Regions from separate parts of the Homo sapiens genome. Here all the other regions are linked to region 1. The links are chromatin contacts, found by Hi-C or POLR2A ChIA-PET in ENCODE. All regions are on one chromosome and are shown on one strand. The core of a region is the stretch at or near the end of the contact, and the rest is flanking DNA. Distances in the headings are between cores, read along the strand shown. Region 1 overlaps OAZ2 (ornithine decarboxylase antizyme 2). Region 2 has its middle 17 kb from the start of ANKDD1A. Region 3 overlaps ZNF609 (zinc finger protein 609).

The links. A loop is a pair of places that touch in the nucleus more often than their neighbours do. ChIA-PET counts read pairs that join two places held with the same protein, here RNA polymerase II (POLR2A). Pooled maps may share reads with other maps.
Region 2: a map of CD14-positive monocyte shows a loop between it and region 1 (2.2-fold over the local background). The contact joins two enhancer-like sites. A Hi-C loop is called at or near these places in 18 of 168 maps with a recorded cell type or tissue (B cell, CD14-positive monocyte, CD4-positive, alpha-beta T cell and 11 more), 4 of 37 single-sample maps with no recorded cell type and 31 of 50 pooled maps. POLR2A ChIA-PET finds 5 or more read pairs at or near these places in 12 of 52 experiments (B cell, GM12878, H1 and 8 more).
Region 3: a loop to region 1 is called in a pooled map, with 2.2 times the contacts of the local background. The contact joins two enhancer-like sites. A Hi-C loop is called at or near these places in 1 of 168 maps with a recorded cell type or tissue (PC-9), 1 of 37 single-sample maps with no recorded cell type and 4 of 50 pooled maps. POLR2A ChIA-PET finds 5 or more read pairs at or near these places in 6 of 52 experiments (B cell, CD4-positive, alpha-beta T cell, HCT116 and 3 more).

What each region holds. Positions count from the first base shown.
Region 1 is chr15:64,685,422-64,690,389 of GRCh38, reverse strand. OAZ2 (ornithine decarboxylase antizyme 2) reads left to right here. Exons shown (of 5, transcript NM_002537.3): 3 at 1-16; 4 at 1,221-1,306; 5 at 1,556-2,816. The coding sequence ends at 1,686. It overlaps ZNF609 (zinc finger protein 609), which reads right to left. Exons shown (of 10, transcript NM_015042.2): 10 at 4,322-4,968. Among named protein-coding and RNA genes, the nearest start is that of OAZ2, 15 kb to the left of the region's middle. RefSeq lists an enhancer at 4,347-4,848. Within about 2 kb of position 2,574, at least 3 of the 41 ENCODE cell types and tissues checked have a DNase peak (open chromatin) inside an H3K27ac peak, as active enhancers do; they include heart right ventricle, where a contact is called at or near this core.
Region 2 is chr15:64,891,973-64,896,940 of GRCh38, reverse strand. No RefSeq gene overlaps it. Among named protein-coding and RNA genes, the nearest start is that of ANKDD1A, 17 kb to the left of the region's middle. RefSeq lists enhancers at 1,545-2,143, 2,938-3,247, 3,398-3,507 and silencers at 2,258-2,307, 2,348-2,397. Within about 2 kb of position 2,125, at least 37 of the 41 ENCODE cell types and tissues checked have a DNase peak (open chromatin) inside an H3K27ac peak, as active enhancers do; they include heart right ventricle, where a contact is called at or near this core.
Region 3 is chr15:64,505,264-64,510,231 of GRCh38, reverse strand. All of the region lies in intron 2 of ZNF609 (zinc finger protein 609), which reads right to left. Among named protein-coding and RNA genes, the nearest start is that of ZNF609, 47 kb to the right of the region's middle. Within about 2 kb of position 2,796, at least 23 of the 41 ENCODE cell types and tissues checked have a DNase peak (open chromatin) inside an H3K27ac peak, as active enhancers do.

The DNA of each region.
Region 1 (4,968 bases), core at 1,325-3,824:
ATGGGAGCAAAGAAGGGTAAAGAGCCAAATGCTGGGGAGGGAAAGGAGGTCCCATTCCAGAGAAGAGTATATGTTTACTGTGGGTAACAGAATTGTAGGGGAGTCTGTGCCTTCTCCCTTAGCTCTAGACTCCCCAAGCAGATACCGTTTTGTAACAGGTTATTTTTAGCCAGTAAGACAGGCCTGCTCTAGGTTATAATTAAAGCAGATTGTTATCACATTAACCAAATGCCTGCCGGTTAATCGCCCCATGGTTCACTCTGACACTAAATCCCCCTGTAGCTACACAGTACTGTAGTTTAAAAGGCTAGGAAGCAAAAAGAAGTACTTAGGCCCATCACCACCTTCCTAGACCTCCCTCCCATTCACACCCCACCCAGGAAGCTCAGAGGTAAGTGGGATTTCATTGGATTGGGCAAAGACCCTCCAAGCAGCCAAGATGGGTAAGAAATGTCCTGAGGACAGAGTTCCTGAGTGGTCCCAGCCTCTTGAGAAAATCCTTTTAGGCAGTGTTAGAGCCCAGAGTGTCCCTCTCAGTGGCAGGTGATCATATCAGACTTGGCAATCTGTGGGACACCTGAAGAACTGGGTTTTCTTTCTAGGCCCCAGACTCTGTCTTGTGGACAGCATTAGTTAAGATGGGTAGTGTTACTTTCAGATCTCCTATTGCAGGAAGAGAAAAGTTAGTAACATTTTTCTCAGGCGCTGTGGCTTTTTTTTTTTTTTTTTCCAAAATTCAAGGCTCTTGGGGTCTTGACATAGGAATCTTCCTCCTGGAGCTTCTGAATTTTTTTTTTTTTTGAGATGGAGGCTCACTCTGTCGCCCAGGCTGGAGTGGAGTGGTGCGATCTCGGCTCACTGCAAGCTCCGTCTCCCAGGTTCATGCCATTCTCCTGCCTCAGCCTCCCGAGTAGCTGGGACTACAGGCGCCCACCACCACGCCCGGCTAGTTTTTTGTATTTTTAGTAGAGATGGGGTTTCACCGTGTTAGCCAGGATGGTCTTGATCTCCTGACCTCGTGATCCACCTGCCTCGGCCTCCCAAAGTGCTGGGATTACAGGTGTGAGCCACTGTGCCCAGCCCAGAGCTTCTGTATTTATATTGCTGGTTGTAGGCCTCAGAAAAGCCTTTGGGTTGGTAGGGGTGGGGGTGGGGTGTGAATGGGAGGGAGGTCTAGGAAGGTGGTGATGGGCCTAAGTACTTCTCTTTGCTTCCTGCAGATTGTTAGCACTGCTAGAGTTTGCTGAAGAGAAGATGAAAGTGAACTATGTCTTCATCTGCTTCAGGAAGGGCCGAGAAGACAGAGGTGAGGAGTCAGAGTGGCCTGAGCCTTACAGCCCAGACAGTGGGGCCTGGGGGAGAGAAGGGAGCACCTCCAGGATGAGGTGGGACTCTTGAATTTGCCTTTCAAACCCTGGGAAATCATGGCAGGAGGGCAAGTGCCTGAAGGGCTCGTAAAAGCCTAGTGCTTATTTGTTCCATCTTTGTTTGGGGTTTTGATTTCAGCCTACCATTGTGTTTCTCATCAGACTTTTTTACACTCTGTCTTCTGCAGCTCCACTCCTGAAGACCTTCAGCTTCTTGGGCTTTGAGATTGTACGTCCAGGCCATCCCTGTGTCCCCTCTCGGCCAGATGTGATGTTCATGGTTTATCCCCTGGACCAGAACTTGTCCGATGAGGACTAATAGTCATAGAGGATGCTTTACCCAAGAGCCACAGTGGGGGAAGAGGGGAAGTTAGGCAGCCCTGGGACAGACGAGAGGGCTCCTCGCTGTCTAGGGAAGGACACTGAGGGGCTCAGGGTGAGGGTTGCCTATTGTGTTCTCGGAGTTGACTCGTTGAAATTGTTTTCCATAAAGAACAGTATAAACATATTATTCACATGTAATCACCAATAGTAAATGAAGATGTTTATGAACTGGCATTAGAAGCTTTCTAAACTGCGCTGTGTGATGTGTTCTATCTAGCCTAGGGGAGGACATTGCCTAGAGGGGGAGGGACTGTCTGGGTTCAGGGGCATGGCCTGGAGGGCTGGTGGGCAGCACTGTCAGGCTCAGGTTTCCCTGCTGTTGGCTTTCTGTTTTGGTTATTAAGACTTGTGTATTTTCTTTCTTTGCTTCCTGTCACCCCAGGGGCTCCTGAGTATAGGCTTTTCAGTCCCTGGGCAGTGTCCTTGAGTTGTTTTTTGACACTCTTACCTGGGCTTCTCTGTGTGCATTTGCGTCTGGCCTGGAGTAAGCAGGTCCGACCCCTCCTTCTTTACAGCTTAGTGTTATTCTGGCATTTGGTTAAGCTGGCTTAATCTGTTTAATGTTATCAGTACATTTTAAATAGGGGCATTGAAATTTACTCCCACCACCAGGGCTTTTTTGGGGGATGCCTGGGCCTTTAAAACACTAGCCAAACTCTAATTAATTCTCAAATCACTGCCAGGAGTTCTTGCTCCTGGCTGCAGGCCCAGGCCCCAAGGTCTCCTTCTTGGGGTCACAAACAGCAGTAAGGAAGAGGAATATATAGCAACTCAGGGCCTGGGAATTGTGGGGCAATCCGTTCTTAGGGACTGGATACTTCTGGCTGGCTGAGTATAGTACTAGCTGCCTCCCCACCAGGTTCCGAGTAGTGTCTGAGACTCTGCTCTGCAGGGCCTAGGGTAGCGCTGGGAGTGTAGAAGTGGCCTGCCCTTAACTGTTTTCACTAAACAGCTTTTTCTAAGGGGAGAGCAAGGGGGAGAGATCTAGATTGGGTGAGGGGGACGGGGATGTCAGGGAGGCAAGTGTGTTGTGTTACTGTGTCAATAAACTGATTTAAAGTTGTGGTTGGTCTATTCTTTATTTCTGAACTAGGACCAACTCCCTACCAAACTGTTTTGACTCCAGAGCCTAATAAATAGAGGTGTGGTGCGTGCTCCTTGGGAAAAAAACTGCAGTGTAGGAGGGCAGATAAACTGGCTGAGGTCTCTCTCTGGGGCCATATTACACTGTGAAATGCGGGGTTGCTAGGAGTCTGAGACTTACTGCCAGAGCCCCCTGGAGAGAGATGTGTACATATCAGCTTCATCTAGGAGAGGCTATACCCAAGATCCAATCTGCTCTTAGCTCTTCCTTTTCTGTAAAAGGCTGGGGAGGTTGGGTCCTGATACTGGGTTTTGGCTTTTGCATGGAGCTCCTGACATTCCCATTCCTGAGGTCTTTGAAGGATGCAGCACACACCTTCCCTGTTCTAGTTTTCCCCTTTTGGAGCTCAGTGTCCTAAGGTGTGGCTTCCAGTCCCCCACACCACAGCCTGATGAATAAGCTCTCAGTGGTACCAAGGGGGCTGGAATCCTCTTCACCACAGTTTTTTTAATTTCTCAAGGATTTACTGGCACTTTTTTTCTTTTGCTTCTGTTTTGCCAATTGAAGGGCATGTTCTTCCACCTACATTTTTGCAACTGTCTACTGTTAAGCTGTGGCTCTCACATTGCTCTTTATGGAGCCTGCTTGTGTTTTCACTGTGGGCCAAGTCATTTATCTTGGACTCTAACTTGTATTCATTAAAAGTAATGAGCTCGAATCCCAAGTTTTTTTTTGTTTTTGTTTTTTTCATGGAATCTCGCTCTGTCGCCCAGGCTGGAGTGCAGTGGTGTAATCTCAGCTCACTGCAACCTCCGCCTCCTGGGTTCAGGTGATTATCCTGTCTCAGCCTCCTGAGTAGCTGGGATTACAGATGCCCACCATCACACTCAGCTAATTTTTTGTATTTTCAGTAGAGACAGGGTTTTGCCATGTTGCCCGGGCTGGTCTCGAACTCCTGGCCTCAAGTGATTCCCACGCTTCGGCCTCGCCAAGTGTTGGGATTACAGGCGTGAGCCACCGTGCCTGGCAAATGTTATTAGAGCAAGTCTGGGACTAGAGACATTCCGTTGAAATCAAGTGTCCCCCACTGGGCAGGTAATTCCTAGAGGCAGCTGGCAGTTTAGGATGCAGATATTAAACAAACACAAGGAATCGACAAGACAGATGAAAAAGAACCAAGACAAAACTCAGTCCCTTACTTTTTCCCAAGAAACATGCTTGAGATTCTGCTGCCACCTATTGGTGATTCCTCTTCAATACGGCTAGAGTCACAAAGGCTAAATTGGAAACCCAGTCAAGATTTCCCTCTTCAAAAAAAAATCACCCAGTCAAGATTTCCCTTTTCAAAAAAAACTTTTGCTATTGAAGACCACTGACAGGAAAGAAATATGGTACCCAAAAGGCTGCACTACAGTTTAAAAAGCAACTTAGAAGGTAGAATATTTTGGGGGTGGGGGTGGTGTGTGAAAGGCAAACTAAGTCTAAATTTAAGAACAGGGACATTAAAAACTTTATTCAATAAATACAACAAATAATTTAAAAATATATTTCAATTCCAAAGCCAATTAAGAAGAGGAAGTAGAGAGAAAGGGAAAAAAGTGGGGATGAGGAAGGTAGAGGAAAAGAGAAAGCGGCCAAACAATGGTTTGGTTGGGCTGTGTTTCAGAGTATACCACCCTTTAAAATTCTGATCAAATACTCTTGACCCATAAACCCTTAGCCCTTGTTCTGATGGGGTAGCCACAGGAGTCCACCAGCTGGGAATCATCCACTGAGCTCTGGATCAGAGCATTCTAGAGGCTGGAATGTCGGGGGAGTTTTAGGGGTAGTTTTCCGGTCATTCCTAAAACCATCCGTCCTAACTCCCAGGCAGGTTTAAATAGTGCAAACTCTTAGGCAGAGAGCTCCCAGCTGCATAGTTTCACAGGTGAGTGTCCCAAGCCAGGGCCTCCAGGAAACAGGTCCCAGAGTACCCAGGGGTCCAAAGCCACTTCGGTGAATGGAAATCTAAAGGTGAAGAGAGGGGAGGCCAGGGCACAGAGTAAAGCTCCTGGGCTAAGCCAGTGGCCAAGCCAGAAAACAATGCTGGGCAGAAAAGGGTTACAAGGCAGGTAGTCTGGACACTGGATTCAA
Region 2 (4,968 bases), core at 876-3,375, 210 kb before region 1:
GAGAACATGCTCAGTAAAAGTCAACTATTTAAATCATCCCCATTTACAGATGAAGAAACTGAGACTCAGAAATGTAACTTGTCCAAGGCCTCAGGGCTGGGAAATGGTGGAGCCAGGTTCCCCTGTGCCCTGATCCATCAGTCCACCTCCCCTGCATGCTCCCCATTCTTCTCTGCCTCTGTGAAGCCAGCACAGATATGTCAGCCTCAGAGGGATGAATGGAGAAGCCAGAAACTCACACTCTGAGAACCCCTGAGGAGACAGGAGGTTCCTATCATCATGGGAGATACAAAGATGAATTAAAGTTTCAGCCGCTCAAAGGGCTGCCAGTCTGGAACTGGGAGCCACGGCGCCCGGAACAGAGTCTATCCCTACACAGAGGACCCAGCAAGCCTCAAGGGAGGGGCACCATCTGGGTTCCCAGTACACAATTGGCTCGTTGAATCACAAAGTTCACAAGAAATAGTGGCCACACAATCTGAATTTTAAAAGACAAGTCCAAGTTGCAAACATTTTCTCCTATTGTTATAATAGAGTATGAAGTGCCCCAAAGAATCCATTATTGTGGCACCTAAATGACCTCTCACAGCCAGGTGGATCACAAAAATCTATGTTATACCACACGTCCTAAGCTTGACTTGGGGAAAGAGGATCCCCATTATGCTAGACACACAGATGCCGGCTGCCCCCAGCCTCAGCCTCATGGGTGTATGCAGGTCCACACAGACTAATACCAGACAAGACAAAGGGTCACCCACTCTTGGGCTATTAGATGACATGGTGACTTGAGTTAGTGCCCCCTCCCCTTTCCAGCAGTGATCCTAACACCAGTGCTGGGCACTGTAAGGTCTGGAGGGGCCTTTGGTATCCCCAGAGAAAACAGACTGCCTTTGCATGCTTCTTGTCAGCATGAGAGGCAAGCCCTGGTCTAAGTGACACCGAGGTTGCAGCCAGGGTGTCTCTGACAGGGCTGCTGTCCTCAGATGTGAAGGCTTTGCTCCTCAGCCTCTTGCTACAGACCTCCCTCTCACATTAACTCCTGCCAGGACTTTTGGTTTCGGTTTCTGACAGCAGAAATAAGTTCTACCCTTTCCCTCTGTTGTCCTCCACACTTCCCCTCCTCCTACCCTACTTCCTTCACCCTTCTTCCTCCCACCCTAGTAGGAAATCCCCCCCCTGCCCCCACCCCCAGTCCCAGTCTGAGAGGGACAAAGAAGAAGAGAGGAATAGAGAAGGGACTGAGAAAGGGAGTTGCCAGAGACCTCGCTGCATCTTCGGGGCTTGGTGATCACTCACAAATCTGCAAATTGTGCCCTGTACAACTCAAGAGGACACCAGTCCTCTCAAGTCACCAAAATTTGCATATTTATTAGCACACTTTTCAGACAGATGGCAGTAAAGTGTCTTGAGAAGGAACAGTCTGAAGCTCTGGAGTGGGGTTAAAGGGCTGAATGCCTTTCGGCTCTCATCTCCTAGAAGCCCCAAGGCACCCCCAGTCCTTGAGCTGTAACCCACTTATCCCTCTTTGCTCAACTTCCCAGCTGGGCTAGAACCCCAGTGAGACTCTGGCTCAAAAGAGGCTCGCCAATCTAGGTCCATTTGTGGGGCCCCAAGCAAGTCTCTTCCTCACTAGGCCTCAGTTTCCCCATCTGTAATATGTAAAGAGAACAAAAGGATCTCTAAGCGGCCATCTATATTTAACAGCTGAGTCTGTGCAGAGGGTGCCTGGAGGCAGATGATTACAGTTGGGTTGCAGCCTCAGGGTCCCTATTTCTCTGAAGGAAGGAGGTTGTTGGTTGTTCCGTTGACTGAGAGCAGGGGTCAGAGAGGATTCTTTTGTTGAAGAATATCAAGAGGGGCTGTGTGACCTGGGGCGGCTCCTCTAACCTCTCTAAACCTGTTACCTCCCCTATGAAATAAAGGTGGTAATATTCACCTTGCAGGTGGCTGTGACGACTGAAGGGAGTACTGCATGCAAAAGTGCTGGCGTGGAGGAGGCGGCAGAAGAGGGCGGCGGCGGGGCACGGCAGCCACTGCCTGAGCTCAGGCTCCAGGGCAGGAAACCCACCTGACAGGCCACTCCTTCAGCTCGCCTCCCCCAGTGGGCTCCCTCCCCTCTCTCTGCAGGGCCACACCTCTGGGAGGATGCTCAGGGCTTGCACAGCGCTGAAGGAACCCCAAGGAGCCTACACCCCTTAGCCTGTCATGCCAGGCCCTCCCCTACCTACGCCCCGCGGCCACTCCCCACCCAGCCCCCCCGACCTGCTCGACACCCCCAAACAAGCCATGCACACCTCCCTGCCTTTGCCCAGGCTGCATCCTTTCCGGGTCACATGCCCTTCCCTCTCCCCCTCCTCAAGACAGCTAAATCCTGCTCATTGTTTAGGGCCCAGCTCAAATGTCACCTTCTGAGAGAAACCTTTCCCTGCCCTTCCAGTAAAGAAAATACTCATTCTTCCTGTTGCCTCCCTCAGCCCCGCATTCAGTCCCGTCAGGAGTGCAGCTGGGCTCCAGTCCGCCACATCCCCTCGCGGAGCCCCCAGTGCCTTATCTAGAAAATGGAGGTAAATCGTCCCTACTTGGGGGGCAGGACGAGTTCAATAAAATGGGACACGTCGGGCGTCTAAACATAGCGTGGGGCCCACAGTAGAGCCCGGCGAGTCCAACCAGTCAGCCTCGCACTGAGAGGGAAGCGCGCGCCAGGCCCCGTTTCCAGCCTCCTGTAAGTCCTCCCGGAAGACCAGTTCACAGCTCATTGGAAGATCAACCAGGATTGACAGGTTCCCAGCCCAATGGCTGGCCGAGCCCGAGAATGGCTCGGGAGCAGGTGGTCGGCCCCTTCCCCTCTCTGGGGCCTCTACCTGCGGAAGGCAGGGCGGGGGGCCTGGTTTCCACAAGCTGCCTGTGTCAGCCTGTGGGGCCGGCCGCCCCACTGATGACTCAGGTCTCCTCCCCACCCTTCCCCTTCAGGAAGAGGCCCTGTCATAATCGCAGTTGTACTACATAAAAATAGCTTCGTTTCACAGTGACATGAGCACAGCCCTTTCCACTGAGGGAAGAGGAAGGCAGTTTCCCCCTACGCGTTCCCCGGGTCCCTCTTCAAAAGCGGATCCTCGGGTGGGGGCTTCACACTTCTCAGCAATAGCTTCATCAGCGGCTTCCTCCCCGGCTTCGGCGCTGAAGGCTTTTTTTACCGCTTTGCGACCAGCTTCTCACCTTTTCTTATTTGGCCCTCACGTCAGAGACGGCAGGCAGCTGAGGTTGCTGTTCCCATTGTGCAGGTGTGGAAACCCAGGCCAGAAGAGGGGAGGTGACTGGCCTGAGGTCACACAGCAAGCTCGCGAGAGCCGAGTTGGGGGCCCTGACTCCTTCACCGAGTTCCTTACGCGCCTGCATAGGCCTCCTCCTAGGAAAGTACTGTGGCCACAGCCAGGGCACCAAGAAAAAGGAGAGGCGAGGAAGGCTGGACGGAACACAGATGTGAGGGGCAAGACATTCATGCAACAAACATTTGTCTGGCCGGGTGAGGTGGCTAACGGCTGTAATCCCAGGACTTTGGGAGACCAAGGCGGGCAGATCACCTGAGGTCAGGAGTTTGAGACCAGCCTGGCGAATATGGTGAAACCCCATCTGTACTAAAAATACAAAACAAATTAGCCAGGCGTCATGGCGCACGCCTGTAATCCCAGCTACTCGGGATTGGAACCCAATGACAAATTGGTGGTTTCCCTGTCAGTCAGGCCTGTTAGACTGAGAGCAGCCCCTCCAGGCCCAAGACTGATGAGTCTCAGCCATGAGGCCCAGCCTGGGGTGTGGGGGCCTTTGCTGCCCATTGAATCCCTGCAGTGCAGCCACTGAGGAAACCCTGCCTGGTCTTGTGGTCTCTGCTCTTCCCCCTCAAATCCACCCTCTACTATCAAAATGTAAGGCAGGTCAGAGGGCACAAGCTGGAAGCCTATAAATGGGTATCTTGTGGCACTAGAAAGAAAGGCACGCTGTGTTCCCAGCTGGGTGCCTGAATGCGTAGGAGTATGGGCAAGTGACTGTGTGTGTGCACATGGTTGTGTACAAACTTGGGGTGTGTGTGTCTTAGTCGGTTTTCTGTTATTTGTAACAGAGTACCTGAAACTGGGTAATTTATAAAGAAAAGGAATTCTTTCTTGCAGTGCTGGAGAATGAGAAGTCCAAGGTTGAAGGGCTGCACCTTGTGAGGTCCTTCTTGGTGGTGGGGACTCTGCGGAGTCCTGAGGCCCTGAAGGGCATCACATGGTGATGGGGTTGAGCATGTTAGCTCAGATCTCTCTTCCTCTTATTATAAAGCCAACAGTCCAATTCCCGTGATAACCCATTAATCCATGAACCCATTAATCCATTAATCCATGAATGAATTAATCTATTCATGAGGGCAGAGTCCTCATGGCCCAATCACCTCTTGAAGATCCCACTTTTCACTACTGCCACATTGGGGAATAAGTTTCAACATGAGTTTCAGAGGGGACAGATATTTAAACCTTAACTGTATGTCTGTGTTTGTGTGTGTGTTTGTGTGTGTGTGTGTGTGTGTGTGTGTGTGTGTGTGTGTAGCTGCTGTGGTTGTCAACTCAAAGTGAAAAAGCCCTCACTTCCTGTTAAGAATCAATTACAGCAGTTTTTATAGAAGCTCTAGCTCTCCCTGTGGGGATCACAGGAGCCTGGGAGGAGAGGTGGGAAGGCAGAGCAGGAAGAATGTCTTCCCTGAGCAGTGCTGGGAGCAAGATCAGGACTGCACATCCAAGACTCCAAGTTCATGTCCCACTGTGCTGTCAAGTCACTGCATGACATAAACAAGTCACTATACCTCTCTGGTTCCCTTTCTGTAAAAGCAGGAGGGAAGGTGAGACCAAATGATCCCTAACCCTTTCTCCTTTTTGGAGACTCAGATTAGTATCCAGAGTGCACTCTCCAGAGGGAGACACCAGGCATGTCGTC
Region 3 (4,968 bases), core at 1,547-4,046, 180 kb after region 1:
CCCTGTCTGTTAAAAAAAAAAAAAAAGAAAAAAAAATTATAACAATGTGTTGTGATGAAAGTTATGTGAATATGGTGTCTTTTTCTTTCTATCAAAATATTGTACTGTACTCACCCTCTTTGTGATGATGTGAGATGATAAAATGCCTATGGGATGAGATGAAATGGGGTGAATAATGTAGTGTTTAAAACTTAGTGATTTATTTATCTCTGGAATTTTCCATTTAATATTTTCACATCTTGGTTGTCTGAGGGTAACTGAAATCACAGAGAGCAAAAACAAGGATAAGGTTGGGGGGACTACAGTACTTCAATCCTCATTCTTCTCTTGACTGTTCTGGCTACCTCTGCTAATCCCTTCAAAAGACTAGTCTGTACCTTACAAGGATTAGCAGAGAGAGGAAAGAAACTTCCTGTATGAAAACAATCATGTTATCTTCATTTCAATTCTTAGGAAAATAATTCAGAAGAAGTTGGTTATATACCAAAGAAACTGACCTTAATGGAGAATAAACAAAAGCCATGGTTCTCAACCTGAGATCAGCCCTCTGCCAAAAGAAGTCCAACACACACTTCCAAACTGACCAATCAAACAACAAAACCCCAAACTTCAATGCCTCCAAATGCTCTGAATCAATCTCTCCCTGAAGCCTTCTTGGAAATCAGTAGGAGCTGGAATATTAGCTATCATAAATTCATTGTTTTCCAAAGCCTTCAGGGGATTAATTCTTCAAAGTCTCTAAGGATATCCTTTCTCCTTAATTTCACAATGACCTTGCACCTCAAAGCTAAGAACAGTAACATCAGCAACAGCTAACATTTATTGGTTACTTACTATAATGCTAGGCACTGTGCTGAATGCTTAACTCTTTTCATCTCATTTAATCCTCACAATAACCCTATGAGGTCAGTACTATTATTTACTTCCTCCATTCAGATGAGAAAAGTGGGTCTTTTTTGAATATCTTTTCTGCTCTTCTGCTCTGAAAGTCCTAAGCCCTTAGATATTCATTCCAATTTTAGGTTCCTGTCAGTTTGTCCACAAAGAGTTAAAGATATATAAGGATATTTTTAAAAGAAAAAAATCATACCTACTGCCCAGCGTTACATTTTAAAGTTTTTGGTAATTTCAATTTCACTATTAAGAGGGAAGGGTGCTCTACAATAGTAGATATCAAACTTTAGTGTGTATCACAATCAACAGGACAGCTAATGTTAAAACGCAAATTGTTGGGTCTCAGCTGGGCACAGTGGCTTACACCTGTAATCCCAACACTTTGGGAGGCCAAGGCAGGAGGATCGCTTGAAGTTAGGAGTTCAAGACTAGCCTGAACAACATAGTAAGACCCCGTCTCTAAAAAAATTTAAAAATTAGTTGGGCGTGATGGCACACACCTGTAGTCCCAGCTACTGGGGAGGTAGGAAGTGAGGTAGGAGAATCACTTGAGCATGGGAGGTTGAGGCTGCAGTGAGCCTTGATTGTGCCACTGTATTCCAGCCTGGGCAACAAAGTGAGACCCTGTCTCAAAAAAAAAAAAAAAAAAAAAATTTTCTGGGTCTCAAGCCTAGAGTTTCTAACTTTAGGGACTGGGAGGAGGTCTGAGATCCAAATTTTTATCGAATTCTCATTTGCTGCTGATACAGGGCCCACTAATTTATATGAAGGGAAAAGAAAGTAGTCCCCTCTCACCTTAGCTATCACCTTATGTGAAGACACTTCTCTACAGAGTACTTTCAACAAGACAGACACTTAGGGTTTAAAACACCTCCAGGGTCTGACAGCTTAAAGATTTATTTTTTTTCTCCCCACTTCACAAAGGCTTCAATGGCACCACTAACATGAAGGCACATGAAATCCAGAAAAAGGAAAATTAAGGACAGAATATTTATAAACTTTGCTAAGAACTTCTTACTGCTCACATTTTACTTCAGCCTGAAGTCCTTCCTTTGGGCCTCCTTGAGCAACAGATGCCAAAAGAAAAGTAGATTGCTTTGTAATACCAACCCCCAAAACAAGGATGGGCTCTTAAAATATAATAGAACTTTGCCCTGTGAACAGAAAATCTCAAAATGCTCCAAATTCCTCCTTAGTTCACCTTAGCTATCACAAAGGTCTCTCTTTTATCACACTATCCTTCATCTCAAAAGAGCTATTGCTCTTACCCAGGACTGACCCAAAGTCTACACTTTCTTAGGCAGCTTAAATATTGACTATGTCAATGTCATCTAGGATGAATGACTTTAGGGAATAGGATTTGTTAAAAATGTCTCCTCGGTCAGCCAGGAAAGGTTCTTCTGTGGGTGCTCTGAACCATGACTAAACTGTACCGAGAGAAATATATTTTAAAATATTAATATGGTCTGGCACCTTCCTGATGCTAATGGTTCCAGGCCCACCCCAATGGCACAACTGGGAAATTAAGTGAAGAGAAAAGCCATCTTCCCTCTGCTCTCTATTTCAAATGGTCCTCCTCCACAGCTTTGCCACGCACAGACTCATTCTATACATATACACAGAGATACAACATGCTCATACACACAAATAACTCTCCACAGGAACTGAAAATCAAAGCCTAACCCCATGGTTTTTAAGTGAGCAAGTCCAATTTCCTTCTTTGTAGCTCTTGACACATGCTGGCTGGGAGCCGTCTGGATTTTTTCTGCCTTGTTCCTGCACCAGAAGGCTCTGCACTGCAGGTCAGGGGATGATAAGGAAATGAACAGTGTAATTTCCAAGGCCTCTGAACACAGCCCTGTCAGCAGCTCTGGAGGCGGGTTACTCAAGCATGGCTTGAAGAGTGAAAACCACAGAGAGAGGGCTCAGACAGCCAGCAGTGGCAGGATCTCAGCTGTGTATGTTACTGCCACATCCCAAGCCCTGCTGCCTCCCTGGATGAGCTCTGCTGGTAAAAGCTCTTATACCCAAATGGCAAAAATACAAGTTCACACTGGGGGAGGAAGATTAAGGGCTAAGACTTAGATTTTTTCCATGCAGTCTTGTGTAGAAACAAAAACACTTAGCACTACTCCAGTGTCCGTGAGATTGCATATTCCGGCAAAACCACAGTAACATCTATCCAACATACCCAACCCCATGCCAGGGATATGGCCAGAAAAGAAGCTCGATTCATATGAAGTCTGAAATTCAACAGGCCACTTCAATATGCCCTAAGCTAATTTTTGGTCTTCCCCCCACCTCCAACTATAATTATCAGGGGCTTTAGAACACATCACCACCATGAAAATTTCCCAGCCTAGATTTGGAACTTCTTCAGACCATAGTGCTAAAAAGTCTTAGCTAACATGTATATCTATTCATACTGGGATTCCTGTAAAGTGGAATGTTGTTGTATTTCAGTACATTATTGCCTAGGAGAGACTAAGACCAATTTCCACTCAAACTGTATTTTTCTTTTTTCTAATATTTATTGAATGCTTCCTACGTGCCAGGCACTAAGTGTTTTATATGAATTAGCTAACTTAATCTAAAGACAAACTTTTTTTTTTTTCTTGAGACAGAGTTTTGCTCTTGTTGCCCAGGCTGGAGTGCAACAGCACAATCTCAGCTCACTGCAACCTCTGCCTCCCGGGTTCAAGTGATTCTCCTGCCTCAGCATCCTGAGTAGCTGGGACTACAGGCATGCACCACCACGCCCGACTAATTTTGTATTTTTAGTAGAGACAGGGTTTCTCCATGTTGGTCAGGCTGGTCTCGAACTCCCGACCTCAGGTGATCCACCCGCCTTGGCCTCCCAAAGTGCTGGGATTATAGGCGTGAGCCACCGCGCCCGGCCTAAAGACAAACTTAAAGGCTGGGTGTGACGGCTCATGCCTGTAATCCCAGCACTTTGGGAGGCCAAGGCGGGTGGATCACTTGAGCCCAGGAGCTCGACACCAGCCTGGCCAACACAACGAAACCCTGTCTCTACTAAAAATACAAAAATTAGCCAGGCATGGTGGTGCATGCCTGTAATCCCAGCTACTCTGGAGGTTAAGGCAGAGGTTGCAATGAGCAGAGACTGCACCACTGCACTCCAGCCTGGGCGGCAGAGTGAGACTCCCTCTCATAAATAAATAAATAAATACAAACTTATGTAGGTGCTATTTCTCTCATTTTGCAGATAAGAAAACTGAGGAAGAACAATTAAGAAACTTGGTCAAGATCACTCAGTAAATAAGTGCAAAGGTAGGAAACAAAGCCAGGTAGTCTGGCTCCAGAGTTCACACTTTTTAAAAAATTTATTATTATTATTTTTTTGAGACGGAGTCTCACTCTGTTGCCCAGGCTGGAGTGCACTAGTGCGATCACAGCTCACTACTGCAGCCTCAACCTCCCAGGCTCAAGCCAGGAGGCCTGGCTAGAGTTTACGCTTTTAGCCACTAAATTATACATAAGAGTTGATGTGAAATTCAAGTTTAGAAGGCTGGTGTTTTAAATGAGAAGTGGCCCCGAATACTTACCTTGAAAGGAAAATTCTCAAACTTTGATGTATATAGCAATTATCTGGAGAGACTTCTGGAAGTACAGATTTCTGGGCCCTTACCCCAAAAACTTATTCGGCATATCTAGGGTAGGGTCCAAGAATGTGCATTTTTGATACTCTGGTGATGTACATGGTTTTATGGGACACACTTTTAGGAACTCTGCTGTAGACGGTAAACTGTAAGCTCCTCAAAAAGCAGAGACCATCTCTGTTTTATTTACCAGTGTATACCCAATACCAAGTAGAAAACCTAGTATCTAAAATGCATTCAATTAATGTACTGACTGAATGAAAAGTGATAACAATTAGCCAACAGTATATCTTCTCTACAAAATACTTAGTAATATCCACAATACATTTGAAGGTCTGCCTATTAGTGATGTGTCCAAGGAAGAAGCACTAGAACAGGGTTTTTTTTCTTACCTGCAATTGCCAAGTAAAGAAAGAACTATTCCTCAATTATTATAATGAAAATTTGGCTGGAT